Regions from separate parts of the Homo sapiens genome. Here region 2 is linked to region 1. The links are chromatin contacts, found by Hi-C or POLR2A ChIA-PET in ENCODE. All regions are on one chromosome and are shown on one strand. Each heading gives the region's core, a stretch centred on a gene start or an enhancer-like site at or near the end of the contact. The rest is flanking DNA. Distances are from core to core; before and after follow the strand shown.

Region 1 (7,074 bases), core at 2,928-5,427:
TCGTCTCAGGAACCTACGAAAAGACACTCTTATCTCTCTGGAGATCCTGGTGGTCCCAGGAACTCTTGGGTTGGGAACTTGGGGATGTTGACCAAAGAGTATAAAGTTTGGGCCAGGTATGGTGGTCACGCCTGTCATCCCAGCACTTTGGGAGGCCGAGGTGGGTGGATTACTTGAGGCTAGGAGTTTGAGACCAGCCTGGCCAACATGATGAAACACCGTCTCTACTAAAAGTACAAAAATTTGCCAGGCGTGGTGGTACATATCTGTAATCTCAACTACTGGGGAGGCTGAGGCAGGATAATCACTTGAACCTGGGAGGCAGAGGTTGCAGTGAGCTGAGATCGCGCCACTGCACTCCAGCCTGGGCAACTGGGTGACAGAGAGAGACTCCGTCTCAAAAAAAAAAAAAAGAAACAAAACAAAGAGTACGAAGTTTCAGTTAAACAAGAGAAAGAAGCTATAGTGATCTATTGCTCAGAATGGTGACTATAAGAAATAATACATTGCATATTTCAGAATTGCTAAAAGAGTAGGTTTTAAATGCTTTCATCTGGCCGGGCGCGGTGGCTCACGCCTGTAATCCCAGCACTTTGGGAGGCTGAGGCGGGCGGATCACGAGGTCAGGAGATCGAGACCATCCTGGCTAACACGGTGAAACCCCGTCTCTACTAAAAATACAAAAAAAATTAGCCGGGCATGGTAGCGGGCGCCTGTAGTCCCAGCTACCCGGGAGGCTGAGGCAGGAGAATGGCGTGAACCCGGGAGGCGGAGCTTGCAGTGAGCCAAGACAGCGCCACTGCAGTCCAGCCTGGGCGAAAGAGCGAGACTCCGTCTCAAAAAAAAAAAAAAAGTTTTCATCCAAAAAAGTATGTTAGCTGATGGATTTGTTCATTAGTGTGAATTAATCATTCCACATTGTAAATAGATATCAAAACAGTGCACTGTAGCCCATAAATATATACAATTATTTGTCAATTAAATTTTTGAAAAAAGCTGTGAGCAGTGTCTCCTGCCTGTAATCCCAGCACTTCGGGAGGCCAAGGTGGGAGGAATGCTTGAGCTCAGGGGTTCAAGACCAGCCTGGACAACATGGCAAAACCCCATCTCTACTAAAAATACAAAAATTAGCCGGGCGTGGTGGTGCACGTCGGGAATCCCAGCTACTCGGGAGGCTGAGGCATGAGAATCACTTGAACCTGGGAGGCAGAGGCTGCAGTGAGCCGAGATTGTGCCACTGCACTCCAGCCTGGGCGACAGAGTAAGATTGTCTCAAACAAACAAACAAACAAACAAACAAAACCCCCCAAATCAGCTGGGTGTGGTAGTGCATCTGTAGCCTGTAGTTCCTCTGACAGTTTTGTCTTTTCTGGAATTTCACAGAAATGAAATCACTACGGTATGTGGTCTTTTTCCACATAGCTAATACTTTTGAGGTTCCTCCAGATCGTGCCTGCGTCAGCCCTACTCACCTTTTTGTTGGTGAGTAGTGCTCCATTGTATGACTATGTTGCAATTTGTTTGTCCACTCTCCTGTTGATGGACATTTTGATTGTTTTTTTTTGTTTCTGGCTTTTATGAATAAAGCTGCTATGAGTGTTCATGTATAAGTCTTGGTGTGGGCATATGTTTTAATTTCTCTTGGCTAATATCTAGCAGTGGGATTGCTGTATGGTAAATGTATATTTAAACATTTATAGGAAACTGGGGGCACGAAGACTTTCAGTAATACTGGTCGAATCAATGGTGCCCAGGAATTTGCATTTTTGAGACAGGGTCTCTGTTGCGCAGGTTGGAGTGCACAGGCATGATCATTGCTCACTGTAACCTTGAACTCATGGGCTCAAGCAATCCTCCTCCCAGTAGTTGGGAGTACAGGCATGTGCCACCGTGCCCAGCTAATTTTTTCATTTATAATTTTTTGTAGAGATTGGGGTCTCCTTATGTTGCACAGGCTGGTCTTGAATTCCTGGCCTCAAAAAATCCCCCCCACTGCCTTGGCCTCCCAAAGTGCTAGGATTACTGGTGTGAGCCACGGTGCCAGGCCATGTGCAGTATTTTTTTGGATTTTTTTTGAGATGGAGTCTTGCTCTGTTGCCGAGGCTGGAGTGCAATGGCGAGATCTCGGCTCACTGCAACCTCTGCCTCCTGGGTTCAAGCAATTCTCCTGCCTTAGCCAGGAGAGTAGCTGGGATTACAGGCACCTGTGACCATGCCCGGCTAATTTTTGTATTTTTAGTAGAGATGGGGTTTTGCCAAGTTGGTCAGGCTGGTCCTGAACTCCTGACCTCAGGTGATCCACCCACATCTGCCTCCCAAAGTGCTGAGATTACAGGCATGAGCCACCGCGCCTGGCCTGGGCCATGTGCATTTCTAACAAGCTTCCCAGGTACAGCCAATTGTCTGTGCTAGGTGATCTGGACTTCGAGGTCCTTCACCTCTGAAGGACTGCCTTCCTTCCTCCTTCTGTCTGTGGAGTTCCAGGTTTTACTCCCAAACCTCAGCCCCAGAGGAGACCCAGCATCCAGATTCTGAGAGGTTGATCCCACCATACAGGAACCCCAGTCTTGCTCAGGAGTGAGTCAGCCCAACATGCACCCTCATTAGCTTAGCATCATGAGGGTTGGTAATTATTATGGTAAATACATGATTGTAACCTTGCCGTTCTGCTTCCTGCATCTTCTAATTTATATGAGCCTGAGGTCTCCCTCTTGCCCTTCTTGTGATAATGCAAGGAGGAAGTGTTCAGCTGTTCATTCATACACACTCATTGAGTCTTTTCTGTGCTAGGCAATGTCTAGGTGTTGAAGAAACACTGTGAAAGGGATAAAATCTCTGTTTTCAAGGTACTGGGGAAAGAACAACATATGTATAAACAAACAAGATAATCTCAGGGAGTATTAGGTTCCATGAATAAAATACAACAGGGTAATGGATAATGGAACTTTATTTTTATTTTCATTTTTGAGAGGGAGTCTCACTCTGTCTGGAGTGCAGAGGGGTGATCTCGGCTGACTGCAACCTCCGCCTCCCGGGTTCAAGTGATTCTCCTGCCTCAGCTTCCCCAGTAGCTGGGACTACAGGTGTGCACTACCACGCCCGGCTAATTTTTGTAGTTTTAGTAGAGATGGGGTTTCACTATGTTGGCCAGGCTGGTCTCAAACTCCTGACTTCAGTGATCCGCCCGCCTCAGCCTCCTGAAGTGCTGGGATTACAGGCATGAGCCACTGTGCCCAGCTCATAATGGAACCGTAGATAGGCACAAGTCCTCTCTGAGTGGAATATTTGAAGCCAGAGGGAGTCAGCTATACGAATATCCAGAGCTATTCTGTAGCTCTGGATTGGCCACAAGAGGGTATTGAGCACTGGAATTCTGGCTAGTTTGTACTGAGATGCGCAGTAAATGTAAAATATACCCGAATTTCAAAAACTTACTATAAAAAAGTTAACATATTGTATTAGTAATTTTTTCTTTTGGCGACATGTTGAGATGATCATATTTTGAACATATTGGATTAAATATATTAAAATGAAGTTCATTTTCTTCTTTTTCGTTTAAAAAAAATGTACTAGCTAGTAAATGTGGATTGCCTATGTGGCTGGCATTGTGTTTCTATTGGTCTGAGGAGAAGGGTCCTAGGTAGAGACAACGGCAAAGGTACAGTTCCTGGGGCAGAAACTGAAGGATGCTGAGGCAGAGTCGGCCGGGGAAAAAGTGGCTGAAATGGGAAGGGACCAGATCCAGTGGGACCTTGGTGGCAGCTCTGTAAGGAGGTGGGTTTTAACTGAAGTACGGTGGGGACGCCGTTTTAAGCAGGGAAGGGCAGGGTCTGAATTAACAGGCCCCTGTGGCTGCGAAGTGGGGAACGGACTGTGGGTGAGTGGGCCAGACGGACGGCCAATCGCACCTTTCGCTTGGATGGAAGGCAGGGTGGTTGTAGGTGGGAAGAATCCTGGGTTCCCATGCTGTCTGAACCAGAGTCATTTGTGGCCCTGCCCTCCCCTGGGACTCAATTTCCCCACCTATAAAATAAGCCCCAGTGTCCGCGAACCCTGGAGGGGCCCGCACCACTGCAGGAGCGGCCGCCGGCGCCAGGGGGCGCCTCCTCGATAACTCGGCGCTCGGCTGGCCAGGCACCGGCGCGTCGGCCGCTCGATTGGTCGGGTCGGGGCCGGCCTGAGCGCCGCGGGCCTGCGCCATTGAGGAGCGGCGGGGAGGAAACGCCGCGCAGCGCCGGGCTGGGGCGGGCGGCCCGGGACACCGACAGGTAGGGGCCGAGCGGCTCCGTGCCGGGCGGGGCCAGGGTCGGGAACTGCAGGGCCGGCGCGGACCCGCGGGCCGCCGCTAGGGCTCCGCCTGGACATGGGGGCCCGGGCCCACCCTGGGGAGAGCGATGCTAGGAGCCTGGGGGCCCCGTCGTCCGGCCTCGGTCTGAGCCCCTCGGGGTAACCCTGGGCGTCTGCTCCCCCCGGGCCCCAAGCCCGCCACCTCCGGGGACCCCTGCGTCCGAGTCCCCGCGAGCTCCCCAAGCACAGGCTCGGGGCTGGCTGAACCTCTGGGAACCCCGACGTCCGTGTCCTGGGGAGCCCGAGCCCCCGCTGGACCCCGGCACACTTTCCGGGGTCCCAGCAGCCTGGCGCCCTGGAATTGGGGGGTGTCAGTCCGCGCCTGTCCGCCTGAGCCTTGGTCTCAATGCAGGACCCCAGTGTGCGAGCCCCCCACATTACGCCGAAGAGTGGGGTGTCAGTTCTCTAGAATGCCTTAGCCACCTCCCTTAATCAGCCACCCGAGGTCACACTCTCGCGTGGAGACATCAGGCCTAAAACCTCTCTTTACCTTTTGCCCCCCAGGGTCACGCCCTGGCCCAGCCACTCCTCCTAGGTGTGGGATGCCAGACATCAGGCCTAAAACCTCTCTTTACCTTTTACCCCCCAGGGTCACGCCCTGGCCCAGCCACTCCTCCTAGGTATGGGATCCCGGCGCCGTTCCCTCCAGGTTTTACTTGGGTGGTGGGGTCTCTGTCCCCTGGAGGGGGCTGAGGGTTCCGAGAGCTGGGGGCGGGAGGGTTGTGGGAGCGTCGCCTTCCGGGCAGTGCCGTTCCTGTGGGGCCACCGGTCGCACAGCCGTCCCCGCCCCGGTTTTGGAGCTCCCTGGCGCCGGCAGCGTTCAGCCCTGGCCGCCTCGGGGAGGGACGCCCAGGTCCGGTTGCCAGTCCTTCCTATTCCCGGTCTGGCCGCTCCTCAGGGGAGGGGCCTGGCTCAAGGTCATGCCCGGCTGTCTGCCCGCCCGTGGGCTCAGCACTGATCCCTACTGTCACCCGCCCCACTGGGTAGGGGAGCCCAGGTGGGGGTTAGTGCCAGTGCCAGGCAGCTGCCTAGAAGTCCTGATGGACCGGAGTGTAAACACTTTGGGACTCTGGCCAGTCTGGCGGCCCTTGCTGACACTGAATTCCTTCAGGGAATCCTTGAAGTGGCCTCAAGCACGGTCTAGATGCTTAGCAGAGCAAATAATGGGTGCTTTCTGGTTTGGGCCTCAATGTTACTGACCAGGTTGCCTCACAATGCTAATCACTCATGCTTTTAAAATCTGTGCTTTGCATTCTTTTCCGTTTAGGGCAAGTAGGGTAGGGCCTGAACTTGTTTACAAACTGACAGTTGTTTCCCTTGATTTGGAGATAATTGGTAATTGGCACTCAGAGTTGGCATTTAGGGCCGAAATTAGTGGCAATAACTACAAAAATAAAGAGTACTCTGACCTTGGCTTCTTGCTCAAATTTGTTTGGAGTCCCCATAGTAAGATTAGTCAGTTTCACATTTGGTTTTCACAAATTTACTCCTTTCAAGTTATAATAGTGGCCGGGCACGGTGGCTCACGCCTGTAATCCCAGCACTTTGGGAGGCCAAAGTGGGCAGATCGCTTAAGGTCAGGATTTCAGACCAGCCTGGCCAACATGATGAAACCCTGTCTCTACCAAAAATACAAAACTTAGCCGGGGATGGTGGCAGGTGCCTGTAATCCCAGCTACTCAGGAGGCAGAGGTAGGAGAATCGCTTGAACCCAGGAGATGGCGGTTGCAGTGAGCCGAGATCCGAGATCCCGTCACTGCACTCCAGCCTGGGCGAGGGAGCAACACTCTGTCTCCAGAAAAAAAAGTTACAATAGAGAAATGTTTCTTTTATTCAGACTGTTGAGCATTTTTTTTAAAAAATTGTTCTTATAACATCTTCTTTAAACAAATGTAGCTAATAATTAGTTTTATGTAACTCTACCCTTAAAAAATATCTTTATATTCCATTTGCAGAAAAAAAAATCTTTGGAAAGAAATTGGTCAAATATTTTACCAAATGCTGTTTTTTTCTTTTTGCTGTCACTGTTGACCAATAAAAGTTAATCTTCTCTGGAAGTACAAGATATTGTTGACAAACAAAAGCCAGTTTTTCCAGGAGATTGAATTCATTCTTGTGGAGGCCTTGTGCTTCAGGTAGTTGTTGGATGGCAGCCTCTCAGTTGGGATAGGTGTATCTTCTGGCACTAAGATGAATCACTAGAGGTGGGGCAGCGTGCTTGGAGAGGATCCTGAAAGTAGGCTGGCTCCAGTGGGATGCGTGCCATGGCAAGTCTGTAGTGCCTGGCAGGGTGGCTGATGACTGACATGGTGGATCAGAACAAGATTTGAGGCTCACAGTTTCCACTGGGATCTTCTAGTTGAGCAATCTCAGAACCCAGTTAAACTTTTGTGTCTCAGTTTCCCTCATGTTGACTTTTTGTAATACTAAAATTAGTCTTTTTTTTTTTTTTTTTTTTTTTTTGGTAATACTGGTAAACACCAGTTATTATAACAGGCAGTAGTACCTACAAAATCTAAATACCGTGGCTGGAGCCAGAGGATTTCTGGAGTTTGGGGTTTGTAATAATCGACTAAGATTGTTCATTGTATCAGCGTCATCTGGTGCCCAGGTACCAGTAATGCAGTTCCAGGACATTTAAGAACAGTGATAAAGCACTGTCGCCTCTCTCCCATGTATATTATTTTATAAGTGATCCTCATGAACAAATTTGAGACATTTAATTTG
Region 2 (7,074 bases), core at 2,074-4,573, 220 kb after region 1:
TCCTAGGCAAAGACCAGAGGTTTCTGAGGAACTGTTGGGAAGTAGCTAAGCTGCAAGTTTATTCCTATTTTAGCCCATCTGAAAAAAAATGGGAACATTTGAGTTCATTTTTAAAAGAACCTTCTTTTGACCTTTCATTTGAGCCTGGGATCAAGCCAGTTTTCTAAAGAAATGAGACAGGACTTAATTTAAGTACCTTAGATTTGAACTACCTCCCATTCCCATTCTACCTCCTCTGCAAAAGACAGGTTCAACTTCTTTGTTCTCCCAGATGCTAAAGACCAGTTCCCAATTGGTGGTCTTACCCAGATACATGACACTTGTGTATAAATAACTTCCCTGGACATTGCTAGAAGTGAAGTATCAGCTTTGCATGTGTAGCTTTCCCAAAATGCAGGTCTATCCTACCCACCACCATAAAAAGTTAGTTGTTAGAAACAATAGCTTAGTTTCCACTGTGAATGGTGTATTACTCTTAGATGGGTCAGGGGTATTTTGAATAGCAGAAGACTGGCAAAGATCAGCTGGACATGGTGGCTCACACCTGTAATCCCAGAACTTTGGGAGGCCAAGGTGGGCGGATCATGAGGTCAGGAGTTTGAGACCAGCCTGGCCAGCATGGTGTGAAACCCCATCTGTACTAAAAATACAAAAATTAGCCAGGCATGGTGTCGCGTGCCTGTAATCCCAGTCACTCAGGAGGCTGAGGCAGGAGAATTGCTTGACCCTAGGAGGCTGAGGTTGCAGTGAGCCAAGATCATGCCACTGCACTCCAGCCTGGGTGACAGATCAAGACTCCCTCTCAAAAAAGAAAAAAAAAAAAAAGAACAATGGCAAAGATCAAGAGGAATGAAGATTGAACCAAATGAACTTTCAAAATCTTCTTTTTTTACCCTAGGAGCATGGTTGGTTTTGCCTGCTTTCTCTCTATAGTCCTCTTTCTCTCCATAGTCCTCTTTCTTTCCATATCCCCCTATATTTGTATCTCCATATATGTCCATTACTGGTACATGAAACAGGCCTTTCCAGAGCAGTAGCTTCTTTTGGAGTTAGTTTGCTTGACCAGACCAGCTCTAACTTAGCAAATGTTTTAGCTTTGGTGTTCTACGTCCTTCAGGAAATCATTCTCCTATAAGAAGCTGGGGTGGAAGAGGAGACCTCTCCTCCATAGGCAGCACCTCTTGAAATCACTGGTCCCAATCTCCACCCCAGTCTGGCCTCCATCTTTCTTCCTAGTATAAATGGTACATACTAGTAATGTAAGCTGGTGTGGTGTGATGTGATCCACATAACGGACATGTACCAAGCCTCCTATTTCTTTGGGACCTGTTTCAGATTGTCAGAGTAGTAGCTTTGGGAAAAGAAGTAGATTCTAGGCCACGTGGCCTCCGGAAAGGTCTGGGTGATGGAAGTGGGCCAGGTGTCTGAGTTACGGATATGGATCAAGAAAGAACACTGGAGCCTGACTCCTCTTCCTTGTCCAGATATTTGCATGTAATTTTTCAGAAATTTTTTAATATACTTTTGTCAGCTGCCTTCCTTTGTCAGTTCTGCTACTTGGGAGAGAAAAGAGATATGCCTGATATCTCTGTATAATTTTCACTGGCATTTAGGAAGGAATTTTTCTACGAAGACAATAGCAAAAGTCATGGTTGGGTTACCTCTCTAGGTTACCCAGTATCACACATAGATACTTAGCAGACTTTTGCTGGAAATGCTCATGGTCTTTCCAGCTTTATCTGTAAAATGAGCATAATAATACTACCTCACAGGATTGTTGTGAGGATTAAGCTAGTTAAATATTTCATTGATGAGAGGCCCCAAAGACAGTGGCTGGCACATGACGAACGTTGTTGGCTGATGCTTATGATTCCAGAAGTTCCACTGTGGTCTTCAGTACTTGGAAGTTTGCCCTTACCTACTCTGCCACACACTCATCTAAAACTTAATTTATTTAAAGAAATAGTTGGGAACGGATTTCTTTCTAAAAACCTCAAAAAACTTATTCCAAACCCTTGAAACCTATTTTACTTTTGCCACAAGAAGCTCAGCTTATACTGGTGCCCAGCATCTATGATTATTCTCTCTGATGTCATCAGCCTCCTTTCTTCTAAGCCTTTGGCATTAAAGTGAATATATTTATTCATTTGAAATAAATACAAAGTACTTTGTAAGAATGGAGGTCTTGTGACTAGGAAGGAGATCATCTTGAGCTTCTTTTCTGTTGAGGAATGTTCGGTTTCATTTCTAAAGTTCTGTATTTTGCGATTTTAATTGACATATTTATGCTTTCCTTTGTTCCAGAATGGGCATGAGGTGATTTCCATAGTTTAGGATGAGACATGCAAGATTCAGTGGGGGAGAAAGAGGAGGGAACCGGAGAGCACTCATTGGAAGAAAGGATAGGATTTCCAGTAATAACCCTTTGATTTGTGTTTTTTTCCAAGTGCTTTCGTAACCAAGGTCGCCGTGGGTAACTCCATGGGTGGTGTTCTCCCTGTTTTGTAGATGAAGACACTGATTCTAAAGAGAGTGTGTCTTTTGCTCATGTTCACCCAGCTGATACTAATGACAAGAGTTGGCATCAGGACTCTGCTTTTGAGAGCCTGTGTGTTTTCTTGGAGTTGAAATAAGTTATCTGCCAAATCAGGCTTTATGGTGTGACCGCCATAGAGGGAATTTTTTTTCCTGCATTATAATCTATCTCCTGGTTCAGTACTGAGGCACAAGCTATTTATGCAAAAACCTTGTTAGAATGGCAAAACAGGAGCTCTCATGGGGTGGGAAGGCATATTCCCCATGGCCAGTGCTAACTGTATGGAAACCTGTCTTCAGGCTTCCCTCTGCATGCTTCATGGGGTTTCAGCAACAGACAAGTAGGGGTCTGGCATTTTCAACATAAGCATACCCCCCTTCTGCCAAAAAGTCCTACACTGGGTCCTAGCTGATGAAGAGCTGAAAGGCAGGACACAATTCCATCCACAGCTGGGCTTCAGGATTCATCCTTCCTTCATAATTCTTTATAATCAATGTAGAAAAACTATAGGGAAAATAGGATTTGACTAAGCCCCGACTTCTCTATGTTGAAGATCAGTTGTCTTGATTCTACCTGTGTACATCCTGCTTATTTCTGCGGTTTTTACTTTATAGCATACTCCACCAATCCTTTTTAAGGAAAAAGCAAAATCCTATTATGGGAATGCTTCAAACCACTCTGAGCTTCCAGATTAATCTGAAACAGCATCTGAGTTCACAACTGGGTCAGAGTTGCAGAATAGCAAGAGAAACTTGCCAGTTCAGCAGGCGTGTGTCTTGGGTTAGTTAAGACAGCAGGACAGTCCTGAGGCCTGACTTCCTTGCATGTGTTTCAACCTTGGGTGCTGAGATAATTCTGGGTGGCTTTAGATAACTTTGTTTCTTAACTGAAAAAGGAGTGTCTGTTGCCTGATAAGTGTTTATCCGTGAAATAGCAACATGGTGTGCATCTTAGGGTAGGAGGGCTTTTAGATCTCCAGAGACCAGGAAAAAAAAAAAAGCAAGGTCATTGGCTTAGGCATATTACTGGAATTAGGATGTCAGTCCCAACTTTAAAATGCCTGTATTGTTTTTATTCAGGGTCCCCTTTCTGGATTCCTCCCCTTTTTTTCTCTTTGCCTTAAGGGCTATACATAATCCATAACCAAGTAGAACTGAAAACAGACAAAAGCACTCCTCTTCTAGTGGATAGAAATCTGGAATCCAGAAATGCTTCCTTCTTGCCAAACCTCAACTTGTTCCGTGCCTTTTTTTTTTTTTTAAATGCCTCTTCCCAGCCTCCCCACCCTTTCGTGATTTGGCTGAGTGAGGACTAGCTGTTTGGTTTGCCTTTTATCAACAATAGATATTCACTGCTTTTCAGGTCACATTTTCCTTTAACTCTTCTCTGTTTATGAGTATCACAAAAGGGTTCTTCAACATCAAGGCAAAACTCACACTCAGAATACTTTTTAACTGTGGATATTTTGACAGTATGAAACGGAAGTCAGTGGTGAAGACTTTCGTTTTGAAGTGACTTAGGTCTTACATGACTCAAAGATGGTTTTCCTAGTAGTATACCAGCAGAGTTGAAAATGACTCTGAAATTGAAAGTCCCATACTACTTCTAAGAAACTTGTAAAAAGTGTTGGCCAAATGCTACACCAAACATTTTGCATTAATTATTCTCTTAACTCTTCAAAACAGTCCTTTGCAGGCCAGGCTCGGTGGCTTATGCCTGTAATCCTAGCACCTCGTGGGGCCGAGGTAGGCAGATCACATGAAGCCAGGAGTTCAAGACCAACCTGGCCAACACGGTGAGACCCTGTCTCTACTAAAAATACAAAAATTAGCCAGGCGTGGTGGCACACAACTGTAATCCCTGCTACGGGAGGCTGAGGCATGAGAACCGCTTGAACCCAGGAGGTGGAGGTTGCAGTGAGCTGTGATCGCACCACTGCACTCCAGCCTGGGTAACAGACTGAGACTCAGCCAGCAAAAAAAAAGAGCAATCCCTTACAGTAGAAAGTATGTGATTTTAGCAGATGGATAAACTGAGGTTCAGAGAAATTAAGCCTCTTCCACCAGCATGCGTGTTTGGTAACTGTCAGGGTAAGATTTGATTCCTTTGCTCCTGCTTGTTTGACTACATCGTGGCAACTCCCACAAAGTTCATGGCAGCCTTACTTAGAGGCACAATAGATAGTTGGGTTTTCCAAATTTATGAGTTCAGACATAGCTTATTGCAGACAATGCTGATTAGAATTAGAGCTGTGCTGGTAGCTGAGGTTTGCAGCTGTACAACCTTGTATAGTCTCTGACTTGTGGTGGTTTAACTTACAATTTTTTGACTTGACGATGACGTAAAAGCTATATGCATTCAGTAGAAACTGTACTTCAGATTTTGAGTTTTGATCTTCCTGGGCTGGTGACATGTGATCCGATTCTGTCGCAGTGCTGGGCACTAGGGCAGCCGCAGCTCCTAGTTAGCCACGTGATCATGAAGAGGGAACAAATACTCTACAGTGGGCCCTGCTGCCAGATGACTTCGCCCAGCTGTCAGCTAATGTAAGTGTTCCGGGCATGTTTAGATATGTTAGGTGTATGAAATTCATTTTTACTTAAAGCCTTTTCAACTTAAAAATGGGCTTACCCGGACGTAATCCCATCATAAGTCAAGGAGCATCTGTACTTGGAAGAATATAAAACTTCTCCATCACACTACGGAGTCCTGCCACTTCTCTCTTTTCCTGTTGTATTTGGTTACCATCTTCCCTGGTGACAAGGAAGATACTGCCACCAGCAATTACTCAGTGAGGCAAAGATATTAAAGAGGAAATTTCCATTAGGTAAATAACTGTGAAAGAAGAACCCAAGAGAAGGGAGAGAAATTCAAGCCCCAGCTCCTGTTACACTGGCCAAATGCCTTTGGCACCCCATGCTTGCTGAAGATCATAAAAGGGTCAGGTAAACTGATCAGACAGAACAGAGGAACACAGTGTGAATTTTTTCCCTTGCCCCATTCCAGTGTCTACTTGAATTTCAGTTTTAGAAAATCAACCCTTCGGAGCCAGGCCCCAAACCCAGGCTAATTTGCAGTGTCTCCATTTGTGTAGACAATGAGATTATTTTGGGAAGGAGGGTGTTGACAGAGTGTGTGTTAGCTATTCAGTAGAACTGGCATCTTGAAGTACTTCTGAGATTTTTACCCCCTTGCTGAAAATATTGCTTTATAGAAGTTAATGACTTTGGACTGTGGCCAGAATTCACAAGTATGGCATGTGTTGAAGTGAAAGGAAGGGGAAAATCATTGTCTTTGTGAGTGTAACACTAGATTTTCTGAAGGACATTTTGTTCCTTGGAACCTTTCATTTTAGCTAGAACAACATGCACTTGAAGCCTTAAGTATTTTGTGGACTTGAGATTGCTACAAAATGAGGTAGGCAGACTTAAGTCTCTGCAAATGCTCCTTCTGGTGTTAAGGTATTATAACCAAAGAGTTACAAATTGTCTGCAGATTACCTTCCAGTTGCTAGTCGCTTTCCCAGTTTAGAAGCCTAGCACACCCTGGTGCTGTTATGCCCTGCTGCAGATAGCTTCCGCTTTGCTGGGGGGATATGCCATGCCAGATGCTTTACGTGCACACTATCCCTGAATCCTCAAGACAGTCCTGCAGAATCTGATTATTCCCATTTTGCATATAAAGAAGTCAAAGTTTAGATAACATAATACTATTTTTATTGAATGTCTCATATGTATCAGGCTCTGTGCTATGTGCTTTACATGTATTACCTAATCCTTACAGCATCTTTGTAGGGAATATTTGTATCCCCATTTTGAAAAGGAGGAAAACAGAGGCCCGCAAAGGTTACTTGTCTGTGATCTCATAGCTGTTGGGTGTCACAGTCAAAATTCAAACTCAGGTGTGATTATCTTTCTATTATGCCACATCCATACTTCCCTACTGAGGTCTTGAAGGCAAGAGACAGAAACCACTTCTGATTTCTGATTCTCTGTCTCTAGCCTGCCGTACAAGTAGGGCTTCTGCACATGTTGGATTGCTTGGTTGACTGGGTGTGTAGTGGATTTGTACTTGCTCATATCGGGACTCATTTTTCCTTCGTCTGAATAATCTGGACCTCTATCTCCAGGCTTTACTTGTCACAAGACAGTGGGAGGATGGGATCATGAAGGATGGCCTGGGCCAGTCACTCCCTACATGATGGTGTAGCTCTTTTGGGTATCTCTGCCCTGTTTTGATGACCATCTTCAAAGTCAAGGACCTGGGTAAAATAGTGCTTCCAAGCTTCAGAGAAGAGCAAGGCCAGAGGGCACCCATGATGAGCACCACTGGAATTCCCTCCCTCCACAGCCCACTTGTTTTCTGCTGTCTTTGAGGGAGAAATAATGGCTGGGCAGGACTTACCTTCCCACTGAGGTGGGGAATGGGGTAGAATTAAGGATGCCTAACTAAATGCCTCCATAGTAAAAGGAGGCCACATGCTTTATGGTAGCCTGGATTCAATCCTCAGAGTGCAGTGAACTGGCCCAGGGCCCTGC

What was found. Hi-C counts contacts between places; a loop is a spot of excess contacts on that map. ChIA-PET counts read pairs that join two places held with the same protein, here RNA polymerase II (POLR2A). Pooled maps may share reads with other maps.
Region 2: a loop to region 1 is called in a map with no recorded cell type, with 11 times the contacts of the local background. The contact joins the enhancer-like site here to the promoter of VPS13D in region 1. A Hi-C loop is called at or near these places in 2 of 37 single-sample maps with no recorded cell type and 8 of 50 pooled maps. POLR2A ChIA-PET finds 5 or more read pairs at or near these places in 1 of 52 experiments (GM12878).

The regions. Positions count from the first base shown.
Region 1 is chr1:12,225,853-12,232,926 of GRCh38, forward strand. It overlaps VPS13D (vacuolar protein sorting 13 homolog D), which reads left to right and starts at 4,178. Exons shown (of 70, transcript NM_015378.4): 1 at 4,178-4,268. RefSeq lists an enhancer at 3,927-4,857 and silencers at 4,003-4,532, 4,069-4,237.
Region 2 is chr1:12,445,613-12,452,686 of GRCh38, forward strand. All of the region lies in intron 65 of VPS13D (vacuolar protein sorting 13 homolog D), which reads left to right. Among named protein-coding and RNA genes, the nearest start is that of SNORA59A, 58 kb to the right of the region's middle. Within about 2 kb of position 3,324, at least 17 of the 41 ENCODE cell types and tissues checked have a DNase peak (open chromatin) inside an H3K27ac peak, as active enhancers do.